2 separate regions of the Homo sapiens genome follow, and region 2 is linked to region 1. The links are chromatin loops, found by intact Hi-C in ENCODE. Cell type or tissue: heart left ventricle. All regions are shown on one strand. Links, peaks and the distances in the headings refer to the core of each region. The heading gives the core; the rest is flanking DNA.

Region 1 (7,040 bases), core at 1,888-4,387:
ATTTCCTGGTTGGATACTTGTATTACATATACTATTATGTATATAATTATTATATTACAATTACATATACAGTTGTATATTATATATAATACAATAAATGTATATATATGATTATAATACAATAAATGTATATATACAGTTTTATATATAACAACTATTATACATATAATACAATTATATATATAGCTAACATCAGGATAGGCTGGTTGAGGATTTATATGAATCTTTGCTAATTTTGCATGTTTAAAATTATTTCAACATAAAAAAATTATATGGGTCATGTAGTTTTTTGTGCAGTTTAATTCTAGGCACCATAGTTTCTGTTTTAATGGGTGTATTTTCTTCTTTCAAGGAATTGGGATAGTCTGTTGTATTAAAAACCTATTCATTTTTGTACATTAAGATTCTTCTGGCCAGGCGCAATGGCTCAAGCCTATAATCCCAGCACTTGGGAACCTGAGGCAGGCAGATCACCTGAGGTCAGGAGTTCAAGACCAGCATGTCCAACATGGTGAAACCCCATCTCTACTAAAAATACAAAAAAAATTAGCCAGGCATGGTGGCACATGCCTGTAATCCCAGCTACTTGGGAGGCTGAGGAGGAGACTCACTAGAACTCAGGAAGCAGAGGTTGCAGTGAGCCAAGACTGCGCCACTGCACTCTGGCCTAAGCAACAGAGGGAGACTCCATCTCAAAAAAAAAAAAAGATTATTTCTCTAACTTACTGGTTTATCTTTTATAGCTTATTTCAGGTGATTTGTTGTGTTTGTCTATAGAGTAAAATAACATGTCTAATGAGTTATAATTTAATGTCCTTCCATTCAATCACTGTATTTCAAATTTATTCCAATATTTTGGAATAAGCTTCCAATATTTTAACTTAAATAGGGAAGGTCATACTTGGTATTTTCCTGACCTCAGCTGGAATGCCTTCATAGTGTTCACATGAACACATTTGGCCTGAGAGAGACTTATTATGCCGAGAATGTGTGTAACCCTTTTTACTTAGGAATTGTGGGTGGAGTTTTTCCCCCCGCCCAAGAATGATTGTTAATTTCCGTCCATCATTTTCCTTTGATTGTTCTTCATCTCGAAAACAAATAATAAAATAATAAAATAAATAAATAAAACTTACTGGTCTTCTCACCTATTTTCTTGCAGTGCCTTTAAGCAATGCTCTGCCAATATCTTTTTCTTAATTATTATGGAATGCATGGGACCGTTCCATGCCTGATTATATGCAGAATGTTCTTTCTACAAGTGAGTTTTTGTAGTATTTCTGTACTCTGCCATACTAGGGCATTTCTCTGTTTTCAAGGATCTCCCAACCACACCGCCTCTACCACATTTATCTCCTGCTCAGCCTCCACTCCAACTGCCCAGACCTCACAGCTCTTGTATTCAAACTCTATCGATAAATCACCGAGTATGAGGCTTTACTCACAGGAAATTACTCTTCTGGCACTTCCTGACTTCTTTATGTTTTCTCACTCTGCACTTCCTCCCTGTTCCTCCGCTATGCTTCACCCTGACTTAACACAGTTTTGTCAGCCAGTGAGAAACATGTGGATCTGTGAATTCTATCTGTCTCCTCGTTATTCTGAAAATGGAGTTTGCATGGACTTTTCCGTTCACCTTATTGCTTTCATTGATACTCAGTAATAGACAAGATAAACTGTTATTTCTCATTGCCTTGTTCATTTCAGAAGTACCAGGTAGAATTTTACAATTCTTGCCTTGATACATATTCCCAGTAATTGTTGAGTGATTTAATTGTATGTTGTCTTGATATTACTTTGGTCATATATTACATTATTTCTCATTTTTGAATATCTGGATTTACATAAATTCTGTGTAATTCAGGTTTGTATTTATCCAAGTTCTCAGAAACTACAACTGCTGTAATTGATCATAACTCTCCTAATACAGGTGTAACTAAAGTGAGAGATGCTTTTTGACTCATGAAAAAAAGAAGACTGTAGACCAAGTCTCAATAACTTCCACTTAATCCTATAGAAAGTTAGCCAAGATAATGTACACCTTCTTTAAGATTCTTATAAGGAAAAGATTCCATTTTGTTTCTTGAAATGAGGTATTGCTTTGTCGCCCAGACTGGAATGCAGCGGTGCCATCATAGCTCACTGCGACCTTAAACTCCTGGGCTCAAGGGATCCTCTCACTTCAGCCTCCCGAGTAGCTGGGACTACAGGCACAAACCACTGTGCCTGGCTTCATGAGAAAAAATTAAATATATAATGGTACTAGGTAAAATAATACTAAATAAGAAGTAATTTGAATGCATACTATATTAACTCTGGAATAACGATACTTAAGTAAAAGAAAAGTGTTCGTTACAACAAAGGGAAGCTTGTAGTTCAGAGGATAGCTAAATTAAATTTGTTGCAGGCTGTGAGAGACATAACAAACATAAACACATGAAATATGTAGATTTTTATATTTTTATTGAAAATTGGATAGAAATATTTGGTTTGTTCAGTTGGAACATGTGAGTTGATTATTATGCATATAAATAAACAGACATTCAGTGTAGGGGCCAGCCCTACAGGGTCTGTGGGTCTTTCTCCCGTTGTGCGGAGACGAGAGATCGTAGAAATAAAGACACAAGACAGAGAAATAGAAGAAAAGACAACTGGGCCCGGGGGACCACTACCACCAAGATGCGGAGACCAGCAGTGGCCCCGAATGCCTGGCTGTGCTGATATTTATTGGATACAAGGCAAAAGGGGCAGGGTAAGGAGTGTGAGTCATCTCTAATGATTGATAAGGTCACATGAGTCACGTTTCCACCGGACAGGGGGCCCCTCCCTGTTTGGCAGCCCTGGTGGAGAGAGAGAGGAGACAGCTTATGCCATTATTTCTGCATTTCAGAGACTTTTAGTACTTTTACTAATTCTGCTACTGCTATCTAGAGGGCGGAGCCAGGTGTACAGAGTGGAACATGAAAGTGAAACAGGAGCGTGACCGCTGAAGCACAGCATCACAGGGAGCCGGTTAGGCCTCCGGATAACTGCGGGCGGGCCTGACTGATGTCAGGCCTTCCACAAGAGACGGTGGAGCAGAGTCTTCTCTAACTCCCCCGGGGAAAGAGAGACTCCCTTTCCTGGCCCACTAAGTAACGGGTGCCTTTTCTAGGCACTGACGCTACCGCTAGACCAAGGTCCGCTAAGTAACAGGTGCCTTCCCAGACGCCGGCATTACCGCTAGACCAGGGAGCCCTCTAGTGGCCATGTCTGGGTGTGACAGAAGGCTCGCACTCTCGTCTTCTAGTCACTTCTCACCGTGCCCCTTCAGCTCCTATCTCTGTATGGCCTGGTTTTTCCTAGGTTATGATTGTAGAGCGAGGATTATTATAACATTGGAATAAAGGGTAATTGCTACAAACTAATGATTAATGATATTCATATATAATCATATCTATGATCTAGATCTAGTATAACTATTCTTATTTTCTATATTTTCTTTATTATACTGGAACAGCTCGTGCCCTCGGTCTCTCGCCTCGGCACCTGGGTGGCTTTCCGCCCCACAACTCAGGTGTTGCAGATAAATTCATTGGTGGTAAAATAAAACGTTTGTATAGGGTTTTGGAATTCAAATCTTTAAAATCACTTCTCTGAATTTCCATTAGATGATTATTGCTACCAATAAAATTTTAGTAGGTAAACACAACCACCTTCTAAGAACTTAGAACTCTCAGACTGGGCACGATGGCTCACGTCTGTAATCCCAGAACTTTGGGAGGCCAAGGCAGGCAGATCACCTGAGGTCGGGAGTTCAAGACCAGCCTGAGCAACATGGAGAAACCCTGTCTCTACTAAAAATACAAAATTAGCCAGGTGTGGTGGCGCATGCCTGTAATCCCAGCTACTCAGGAGGCTGAGACGGGAGAATTGCTTGAACCTGAGATCGCGCCATTGCACTCCAGCTTGGCAACAAGAGAGAAACTCCGTCTAAAAAAAACAAAAAAGAACTTAGAACTCTCCAATATTAAATGGCCAGTTCCCTCAGAATAAAAACAAACCAAAATATTGCAACCAAAGTGAACTTTGAATAATTAATTCAATTGTTACACTTTCTTCTTAAGTTGTGAAGAACTTCAAAATGACGTGACTATATAACAATAGTGAGATGCAAACAAAGAACAAAAACTACCACAAAAGAAATTGTGAATTTCATTCAGCAGCTTTACTGTTAGTCTTAATATGGTGCTTATTAGGAGTTGGTTTTGCATTGCTCAGTAGCAGAGATATAATTACAGCTTGTTTTATGTGGTAATATAATATAAAAGTATACCCTCTCTAGCCTTGTCTACTGACAGAATTACGTGCAATGTCACAGCAAGAGCCTGATGTATCTGCCCAGAATTCTTGTTTTGATCTGTAAATCTCTAATAGTAATTGTGAAGAGCTCAACTCAGTATGGAAACTGATCTGGTCACGCATTTTTTTTCAGCATCTTAAATAAACAGCACAGAGTCTGAGGCCACACTATGCTGGACACACTGTAATCGCACAAACAAAATTGTAGGGCTTTGTTCCAAGATGGTGTTAAGACTTGATCTATGGATAAGATCAACTTGTGGGTGATTCAGAGGTGCACCCACTAGTTCCCTGCAACCAGAAATGGTAAACCTACTTGTCTGTTTAAAGATGCTTGAAACAATATTGCAGAGAGAGGATGGTGAGACAGTGGAGTGCTGTATGATGGTGAGTGTTAAACACAATTTGATTTATTAAAATTAAGTTGCATTCCTTGGATACAAATAGTTCGTTTTAAAAAATAGGCAGAGTATTACACTATTTTTTTTATTTATTTTTTGTTCTGAAGACAGAGTCTCACTCTGTCACCCAGGCTGGAGTGCAGTGGCAAGATCTCAGCTCACTGCAACCTCCGCCTCCTGGGTTCAAGCAATTCTCCTATCTCAGCCTCTGGAGTAGCTGGAATTACAGGCGTGCACCACCATGCCCGGCTAATTTTTGTATTTTTAGTAGAGATGGGGTTTCGCCATGCTGACCAGGCAAGTCTGGAACTCCCGGGCTCAGGCTATCCACCTGCCTCAGCCTCCCAACATGCTGAGATTACAGGCCTGAGCCACCGTGCCCGGTCACCCCATTTTAATATATTTAATAAAACCAAATAGTCAAAAAGTTAAGATGGATTATTTATGGGTGTTTGGATTTTGAGCAATTTGTAATTCACTAATTTTCTTTTCTGTTATCCAAAGTGTCTACAATGCTATTAATAATATCTATTTTTACCACTATATAAAAATTAATCTTCAAAAATTACAATAAGATATCACTTTACACGTACTAGAATGGCCATTTTTAAAAGGCCCATAATAACAATTATAGGTGAGGATATGGAGAAGCTGGCCCCCTCCTACACTGCTGGTGGGAATGGAAATTGGCGCTTTGGAAAACAGTCTGGCAGTTCCTTGAAGGGTAAACATAGAGTTACCATATGACCCAGCAACTCCACTCCTAAGTATGCACCCAAGAGAAGGAAATAATCTGTCCACATGGAAATTCGTACCTGAATATTCACAGTATCATTTTTCATAACAGCCCCAAAGTGGAACTCACCCAAATGTCTATCGTCTGCTGAATGGACAGAGAATACGTGGTGTCTCCATACGGTGGAATATTATTCAGCCATGAAAGCAAAGGAGGTGCTGTTATGTGGTATAAAATGGATAGACCTTGAAAACATTATGCAAAGTGAAAGGATCCATCACAAAGGACAATATATTGTTTGATGCCTGTCTTAGTCACTTTGGGCTTCTTTAACAAAAGTATCATAGACCATGTAGCTTAAACAACAGAATTTATTGTCATAGTTCTGGAGGCTGGGAAGTCCAAGATCAAGGCACTGGTACATTCAGTGCCTGGAGAGGACCTGCTTCCTTGTTCATAGACGGCTGACTTCTTGCTGCATTCTCCCACAGTAGAAAGCGGGAGCGAGGTCTCTGGGGTCTCTTTTCTAAGGGCGTTGAGACCATTCATGAGGATTCCACCCTCATGACCTCATCACCTCCCGAAGGCCCCATCTCCTCCTATCATCATATTTGGAGTTAGGATTTCAACACGTGAACCTGAGGGTGGACACATACATTCAGTCCATAACAACTCCTATTAAATCAAACGTCAGAATGAGTAAACCTATGGAGACAGAAGGTGGATGCGTGGGTGCCTGTGGCTGGGTGTGCGTGCCTGTGGGGAACGGGGAGTGCCACTTAATGAGTTTCTTTTTGAGGTGATGACGCTGTCCTAAAACTGAGTGTGGTGGTGGTTGTACAACTTCATAACTATACTATATATACAACATTGAATTGTATAGTTTAAGTGGGTGAATTGTGTGGTTTGTGAACTATATATCCATAAAGCCATTATTTTAAAAATCTAATCTTTAAAAAATGTCATAGCAGAGCCGGTGAAGGTAATGGATTAGACAACGGTCCCTAAACCCAAGTATTTTAAAGAAATCAAGGTGACAATTTAGGCAAGAAAAATGATTAGAGTTGTACGAGAGAAGAATGGAAGGCAAGGAAAATAATCACCATTTCACTTCCAAAAGTCCTTTTCGGAAGATAGCCTTTTAATTAATTTTAACACAAAGTGTACAAAATATATTAGTTTACTAACTCTAGTTTTGTCTTATATTGACAAACTCTTTAATATCTAGATACTAGATATTATAAAATTAGGACCCATTTGTCCAGTACCTACACAACATATACAGTGTAGCAAAGTTAAATGAAATGCAGGCTGGGCACGGTGGCTCATGCCTATAATCCCAATACTTTGGGAGGCTGAGGCTGGCGGATAACCTGAGGTTGGGAGTACGAGACCAGCCTGACCAATATGGAGAAACCCCGTCTCTACTAAAAATACAAAATTAGCCGGGCGTGGTGGCCCATGCCTGTAATCCCAGCTACTTGGAAAGCTGAGGCACGAGAATTGGTTGAACCCAGGTAGCGGAGGTTGCAGTGAGCCGAGATCGTGCCTCTGCACTCCAG
Region 2 (6,679 bases), core at 3,380-5,879, 150 kb before region 1:
ACTCTGATGAGGCCTTTCTCCCATCGTGCTCTCATTTTCCTGCCTGTGAAATGGAAGGACTGTCCCAGATGATTTTGAGTGCTCCTTTGAACTTGACCGTTCTGCAGTTATATTTATTTCATGTAAATTTTCCATTTCCTCTGTGTGTCGCCCTCTCCATGAGGCAGGCGTTCCTGTGAAGGACCTCCTCACACACATCCTTTCCCAGTCTTCATCGTCCACACTTACAATGCTCAACAGCGGAGGAAACCAAGGCACAAAGAAGTATGTCTGGGCTCGTAACAGCCCACAAAGGACAGCTCCAGGAACTAACCCAAAGCTGTTGAAATATAAGGCTTTCGTTGTTGTTGTTTGTAGAGATGGGGTCTTGCTATGTTGCCCAGGCTGGTCTTGAACTCCTGGGCTCAAGAGATCCTCCCACCTCGACCTCCCAAAGTACTGGGATTACAGGTGTGAGTCCCTGTGTCCAGCCAGGCCTGCCTTTTTAACCACAGCAGTCTCGGAAAGATTCCAGAAGAAATCATGGGGTTCCTATCTCAATAGCGCCCCCTGGAGTTCTGCAATGTGCAGTACAGCTAAACCCCCACGCCATGTCACTCAACATGTTAGATGAGCCTTGGAGGAATAGAGGGGTCCGGTGTGACTCTGCAGGACCTTTCCCACTCCCAAGCTCTGCAGCTCTGCTCTTCATGCTGTCGCCTCCAGGAACCTCATCCTCCACATCCAGCTCAGAACCCAGCTCCAGATCAAACTTTGAGCACAGAAATGAAAACAAATCAGGCCAGCCAGGCTCAACATTCATGCCTCTGCCCTGCCTATCTCACACTCGAGCCTCTGCTGCTCTGCCTAGCCTTACCTCCTGCTCTGAAAATGTGCCAAGATCGATTAGTCATGTCTGCCCTGGGCTTGGCAACAAACATGCAGACATGAGTGTTTCATACCTGCCATCTGGGGCCTCCTGAATGAGACAGTCCTACACGGATTAATGCAATACTTTATCATAGAGGCTGATAAGTTAAAAGGGCTGTATTCTATCCACCTGCAGTGTGAAAAGTGCACCTGAACATGTAAATCCTCCTTTAATGTCAGAAGGTAGTATTATTATGCTTTGTCCATGGCTTTGTGTAGCAAAGAAAGATACTTGGTGTTTTCCCCTGCTTCCTGGTGCAGAGTTCCTAAAACCCTTGGAATTTTCTTTTTTAGAAAAAAAAAATTTTTTTTTTGAGACAGGGTCTCTCTGTCACCCAGGCTGGTGTGCAGTGGTGTGATTGTAGCTCAATGCAGCCTCAGCCTCCCAGGCTAAAGCAATCCTCCTGCCTCAACTTCCTGAGTAGCTGGGACCATAGGCATGCACCACCACGCCTGGCTAATTTTTTCACTTTTTGTAGAGATGGGGTCTTGCTATGTTGCCCCGCCTGGGTCTCAAACTCCTAGACTCAAGCGATCTTCCTGCCTCAGCCTCCCAAAGTTCTGGGATTACAGGCGTGAGCCACCACACCTGGCCCATCTTTTGTAATACACCAGCAATTGTAAGTAAAGTGTGTTCCTGAGTTCTGTGAGCTATTCCAGTAAATTATTGAACATGAGGCGGAAGCTGTGGGAAACCCCAAACTATTGCCAGTCGGTCAGAAGCACCAGCGGCTAGGTAATTGCAACTCGTGTCTGAAGTGGGAGCAGTTTTTTGGGACTGAGCCCCTTTCACCTGTGGAATCTGATGTGAACTCCAGGTAGCCAGCGTCAGAATTGCTCAGAATTGTAGGACACCCAGCTAGTACCAGAGAGCTCGAGAAGCAGCGTTGGAAAAAACCACACACATTTGGTGTCAGGAGGAAAAAAATAATCCCATTTATGTGTCAGAAAGCAATCTGAAACATGAGTGATGCTTACCAAGTGGATCCAGAGACCCCTGCGAGGTACGTGACGGCATCCAACAGGCCCTGTTCTTTCATCTCACTCAGGACCCCAAGGCAGGCAATGTGAGCCCGCAGTCCTCCGCCTGAGCCCAGCACAGCAACAACTGGGGCCTAGGCATTGGGGAGAAAATCGATCAGAGGTTTAGAGCCTGAGGATGGAGGTGGGAACAAGAAGAAGGGTACCTGGGGCCGGGCACCGTGGCTCACGCCTGTAATCCCAGCACATTGGGAGGCCGAGGCAGGTGGATCACTTGAGGTCAGGAGTTCAAGACCAACCTGGTCAATGTGGTAAAACCCCATCTCTACTAAAAATACAAAAATTAGCTGGGTGTGGTGGCACACACCTGTAATCCCAGCTGCTCAGCAGGCTGATGCAGGGGAATAGCTTGAACCTGGGAGGTGGAGGTTGCAGTGAGCCAAGATCATGCCACTGCATTCCAGCCTGGGTGACAGAGCGAGACGTTGTCTCAAAAAAAAAAAAAAAAAAAAAAGAAAGAAAAGAAAAGAAAAAGAAAGGAGGAGGAGGAGAAGGAGGAGACCTAGGATCTCCCTTAGGCAGGGGCAATGCCTGTCCCATAGAAGTTCATATCCTTCTATTTCTATCCCATAGAAGTTCATATCCTTCGGTCCAGCTCTCCCTGGCTGAGTTGGGCCCTGGACACTGGGCACAGAGGGGGCGATTCTGGGATCTCTGGGGCCACCCTCCTCCCCTCACTTACCTCATCAGCCTCAATCCTTAGCTTCTTCAGAGCTTTCAGCACATGAAGTCTTCGTCTCTCCACGGCCGCCTTTTCTTCTTTCTGGAGCCCAGGAATTATGGAAACTTCAGAGCTTCCCAGGAGAAAACACAAAGAAGTCCAGAAAATTCACAGGGAAAAGGGATAAAACACAGAATTTGACCTAGAACTGGGCTGTCCAAGCAGGTAGCCACCAGCCCACGGGTACATGGTTTCCTTTTGGGGTGAGGAAAATATTCTGAAACTAGATAGAGGTGATGGTTGTACAACACTGTGAATGCATTGAATGCCAGTCAATTATTCACTTTTCAAAATGGTTAATTTTGGGGCCAGACGCGGTGGCTCACACCTGTAATCCCAGCACTTTGGGAGGGTGAGGTGGGTGGATCACTTGAGCCCAGGAGTTCAAGACCAGCCTGGCCAACATGGTGACATACCTCCCTCCCTCCCTCCCTCCCTCCCCTTCCCTCCCCTCCCTCCCTCCCTCCCTTCCTTCCATCCTTCCTTCCTTCCTCCTTCCTTCCTTCCCTCCTTCTTTCCCTCCCTCCCTCCCTCCCTCCCTCCCTCCCTCCCTCCCTCCCTCCCTCCCTCCCTCCCTTCTTTCTTTCTTTCTTTCTTTCTTTCTTTCTTTCTTTCTTTCTTTCTCTTTCTCTCTCTCTTTTTTGAGACAGAGTCTCGCTCTGTTGCCCAGGCTGGAGTGCAGTGGCGCAATCTCAGTTCACTGCAACCTCCACCTCCCCGGTTCAACAATAAGACAGGGTCTTGCTCTGTTGCCCACCACCAGTGCGGTGGTGCAATCATAGCTTACTGCAGCCTTGAACACCGGGACTCAAGTGATCCTCATGTCTCAGCCTCCTAAGTAGCTTGGACTACAGGTGTGTACCACTATGCTTGGCTAATTTTTAAAAATATTTTCTTTTATTGTAGAGATAGGGTTTCACCATGTTGCCCAGGCTAGTCTCGAACTCTGGGGCTCAAGAGATCTTCTTGCCTCGGCCACCAAAAGTGCTGGGGTTACAGGCATGGGCCACCATGCCCAACCTTCAGCTCTTTCCATCTATCTCCACCAAGCGAGAGGAACTGTCACAGCCCTCACCTCTTGACACTCACTATGCATTCCATTACACAAATGCTCTGCTTCCCCATAGTGGTCAGCTCTAAGAGGACTTACCTTCCCATGGTGCACTGCGGTCAGAAAATTCTCAGTCCTCCTGCCAAAGAAATGGCTCTTCTTAGTCCTGTGCCCACTGTTGGGCTTAGCAAAGACAGTGGGGGAGGGCTGGGACTGTCACGGGCTCATGGGTTCTCCTTGTCCACTGCCCAGACAAAACCAATGCGAACAGCAGGTGTTGCAGCAAAGAGAGAGAGTTTAATAATCTCAGGGGCGGCCAAGCGAGGAGAATGGGAGAAATATTTCAAGCGCGTCTCTCTGAAAATTTGGAGGCTAGGGTTTTTCCTCGCTCTTTCTCTTTCTCTGCCTCTGTCTCTGTCTCTGTCTGTCTCTCTCTCTTTAGATGAAGTTTCCCTCTTGTTGACCAGGCTGGAGTGCATTGGCATGATCTCGGCTCACTGCATCCTCCGCCTCCCGGGTTCAAGCGATTCTCCTGCCTCAGCCTCCTGAGTATCTGGGATTACAGGCATGCACCACCATGCCCGGCTAATTTTTGTATTTTTAGTAGAGATGGGGTTTCTCCATGTTGGCCAGGCTGGGCTTGAACTCCCGACCTCAGGTGATCCACCCGCCTTGGCCTCCCAAAGTGCTGGGATTACAGGCACGAGCCACCGCGTCCGACCTGAGACTAGGGTTTTTTAAGGAAACTTTGGTGGGCAAGGGGCTGAGGGAACAATTGATCGGCTATGGATGAAATCACAGGTGTGTCCAAAACTATCTTTGTATAGCTGAGTCAGTTCCTGGGAGCGGGTCTCAGGACCAGGTGGTAGCTCTTGGTCTGCCAAAATGCTCACTCTGAAAACTATCTCAAAGACAATTTCTTTTTTTTAAAACAAAAACAAAACGAAACATTATTGCCAGGAGCAGTGGCTCATGCCTGTAATCCCAGCACTTTGGGAGGCCGAGGCAGTCAGATCACTTGAGGTCAAGAGTGACCAGAAGACAAGTGTGAGCCCTCTGTCATGCCCGAATAGGGCCACTAGAGGGCCCCTTGGTCTTGGGGTAACGCCAGCGTCTGGGAAGATGCCCATTGCCTAGCGGACCTTGGTCTAGCGGTTGCGTCAGTGCCTAGAGACCAGGAAAGGGAGTCTCCCTTTCCCCGGGGGAGTTAGGGAAGACTCTGCTCCACCGCCTCCTGTGGAGGGCCTGAGTGATGTCAGGCCCGCCCGCAGTTATCCAGAGGCCTGACCATCTCCCTGTGATGCTGTGCTTCAGTGGTCACACTCCTGTTTCACTTTCCTGTTCCACTCTGTATACCTGGCTGCACCCTCTAGATAGCAGTAGCAGAATTAGTGAAAGTATTAAAATATTAAAGTCTTTGATCTTTCTGAAAAGAACATAAAAGAAATAATGACATAAGCTATCCTCTCTCTCTACGCCTTGGCTACCTAACATAGAAGGGCTCCCTGTCCAGTGGACACGTGACTCACATGACCTTATCAATCATTGGAGATGACTCACACTCCTTACTCTGCCCCTTATTATCCAATAAATAACAGCGCAGCCAGGCATTTGGGGCCACTATCGGTCTCTGCGTCTTGGTGGTAGTGGTCCCCCAGGCCCAGCTGTCTTTTCTTCTATCTCTTTGTCTTGTGTTTTTATTTCTACGATCTCTCGTCTCCGCACATGGGGAGAAAGACCCACAGACCCTGCAGGGCTGGTCCCTACAGTGGCGCAATCATAGCTCACTGCAGCCTCCAACTCTTGGGCTCAAGCAATCCTCCTGCCTTGGCCTCCTGGGTTGCTGGGACTACAGGCATGCACCACCACGTCTGGCAAAGTTTTAATTTTTTTGTAGAGATTGAGGTCTCACTATGTTGCCCAGGCTGGTCTCATTCTCCCGGGCTCATGCAATCCTCCTGCCTCAGCCTCCCAAGAAGTGGGGATTACAGGTGTTAGCTACCACACCCCACTAAAAAGCTGAGTTCTGTGTTTCACGACAGTGATATTATTTATAGAAGTAGCTGGGGAAGTTATAAATCATGCGACCCCTGGTTACGTGACTCTGGAGCACATATAGAAAAGGAAGCTAAGGGATGGCAGGTCATTCTTCAACCCACGACTGTTCTTTAGCAAAGTTCCAGCACCTTCATGATTCTAACCTTGTCTTATGAATGTGACTTCAGGCCAGGCACAGTGGCTCATGGCTGTAATCCCAGCACCTTAAGAGGCCGAGGTGGGAGGATCACTTGAGGTCAGGAGTTGGAGACCAGCCTGGCCAACATGGTGAAACCTTATCTCTACTAAAAGTACAAAAGTCACCTGGGCATGATGGCGGGCGCCTGTAATCCCAGCTACTCAGGAGGCTGAGGGAGGAGAATCACTTGAACTCAGGAGGTGGAGGTGCCAGTGAGCAGAGATCATGCCATTGCACTCCAGTCTGGGCAACAAGAGTGAAACTCTGTCTCAAAACTAAATAAATAAATAAAAAGTAAATGAATGTGGCTTCAATCTCTCAACAAGGACTGGGGGTCAGTTTTCTTTGTCTCAAAGTTTAACTATGAATTAAATTCCTCTCATGGTAATTTTGGCCTCTGCACTAGAATAAGAAAAAAAAATCTAGCCTGTGAGGTTAGAAACAAGATGGTCAGTCATGTTAGCTTTCTCTCATTACTTACATTTCTGCGAAGGCAGTTTCAAGACCCCCCTTATGAAATTAATCAGCTTCCCCCCACCACCTCCAAATTCATATGTTGGACTTGTAACCCCCAGAACCTCAGAATGTGACTGTATTTGGACATAGGATTCTTTTTCGTTGTTTGCTTTTTGAGACAGGGTCTTGCTTTGTCACCCAGGCTGGAGTGCAGTGGTGTGATCGTGGCTCACTGCAGCCTCAGCCTCCTGGGCTCAAGCGAGCC

The links. Peaks named below come from ENCODE experiments on the same cell type or tissue, not always from the same donor. Only the 100,000 strongest peaks of a DNase experiment are listed, where the experiment ranks them.
Region 2: a loop joins it to region 1, with 5 times the contacts of the local background. A loop is called at or near these places in 50 of 110 quality-filtered maps.

Annotation. Positions count from the first base shown.
Region 1 is chr19:48,257,069-48,264,108 of GRCh38, forward strand. It overlaps CARD8-AS1 (CARD8 antisense RNA 1), which reads left to right. Exons shown (of 2, transcript NR_040599.1): 2 at 1-1,126. ZNF114-AS1 (ZNF114 antisense RNA 1) reads right to left here. Exons shown (of 3, transcript XR_936008.4): 3 at 5,832-6,116. Among named protein-coding and RNA genes, the nearest start is that of CARD8, 4.7 kb to the left of the region's middle. RefSeq lists an enhancer at 2,867-3,066 and a silencer at 3,039-3,219. In heart left ventricle, for the core only: a CTCF peak has its summit at 3,278 (motif pointing left); DNase peaks (open chromatin) are centred at 2,833 and 3,223; H3K4me3 peaks cover 856 bases; H3K27ac peaks cover 837 bases.
Region 2 is chr19:48,102,701-48,109,379 of GRCh38, forward strand. It overlaps PLA2G4C (phospholipase A2 group IVC), which reads right to left. Exons shown (of 17, transcript NM_003706.3): 2 at 3,822-3,861; 3 at 2,633-2,744; 4 at 1,888-2,024. The coding sequence starts at 3,829. Among named protein-coding and RNA genes, the nearest start is that of PLA2G4C, 4.8 kb to the right of the region's middle. In heart left ventricle, for the core only: a CTCF peak has its summit at 4,790 (motif pointing right); a DNase peak (open chromatin) is centred at 4,831; H3K4me3 peaks cover 506 bases.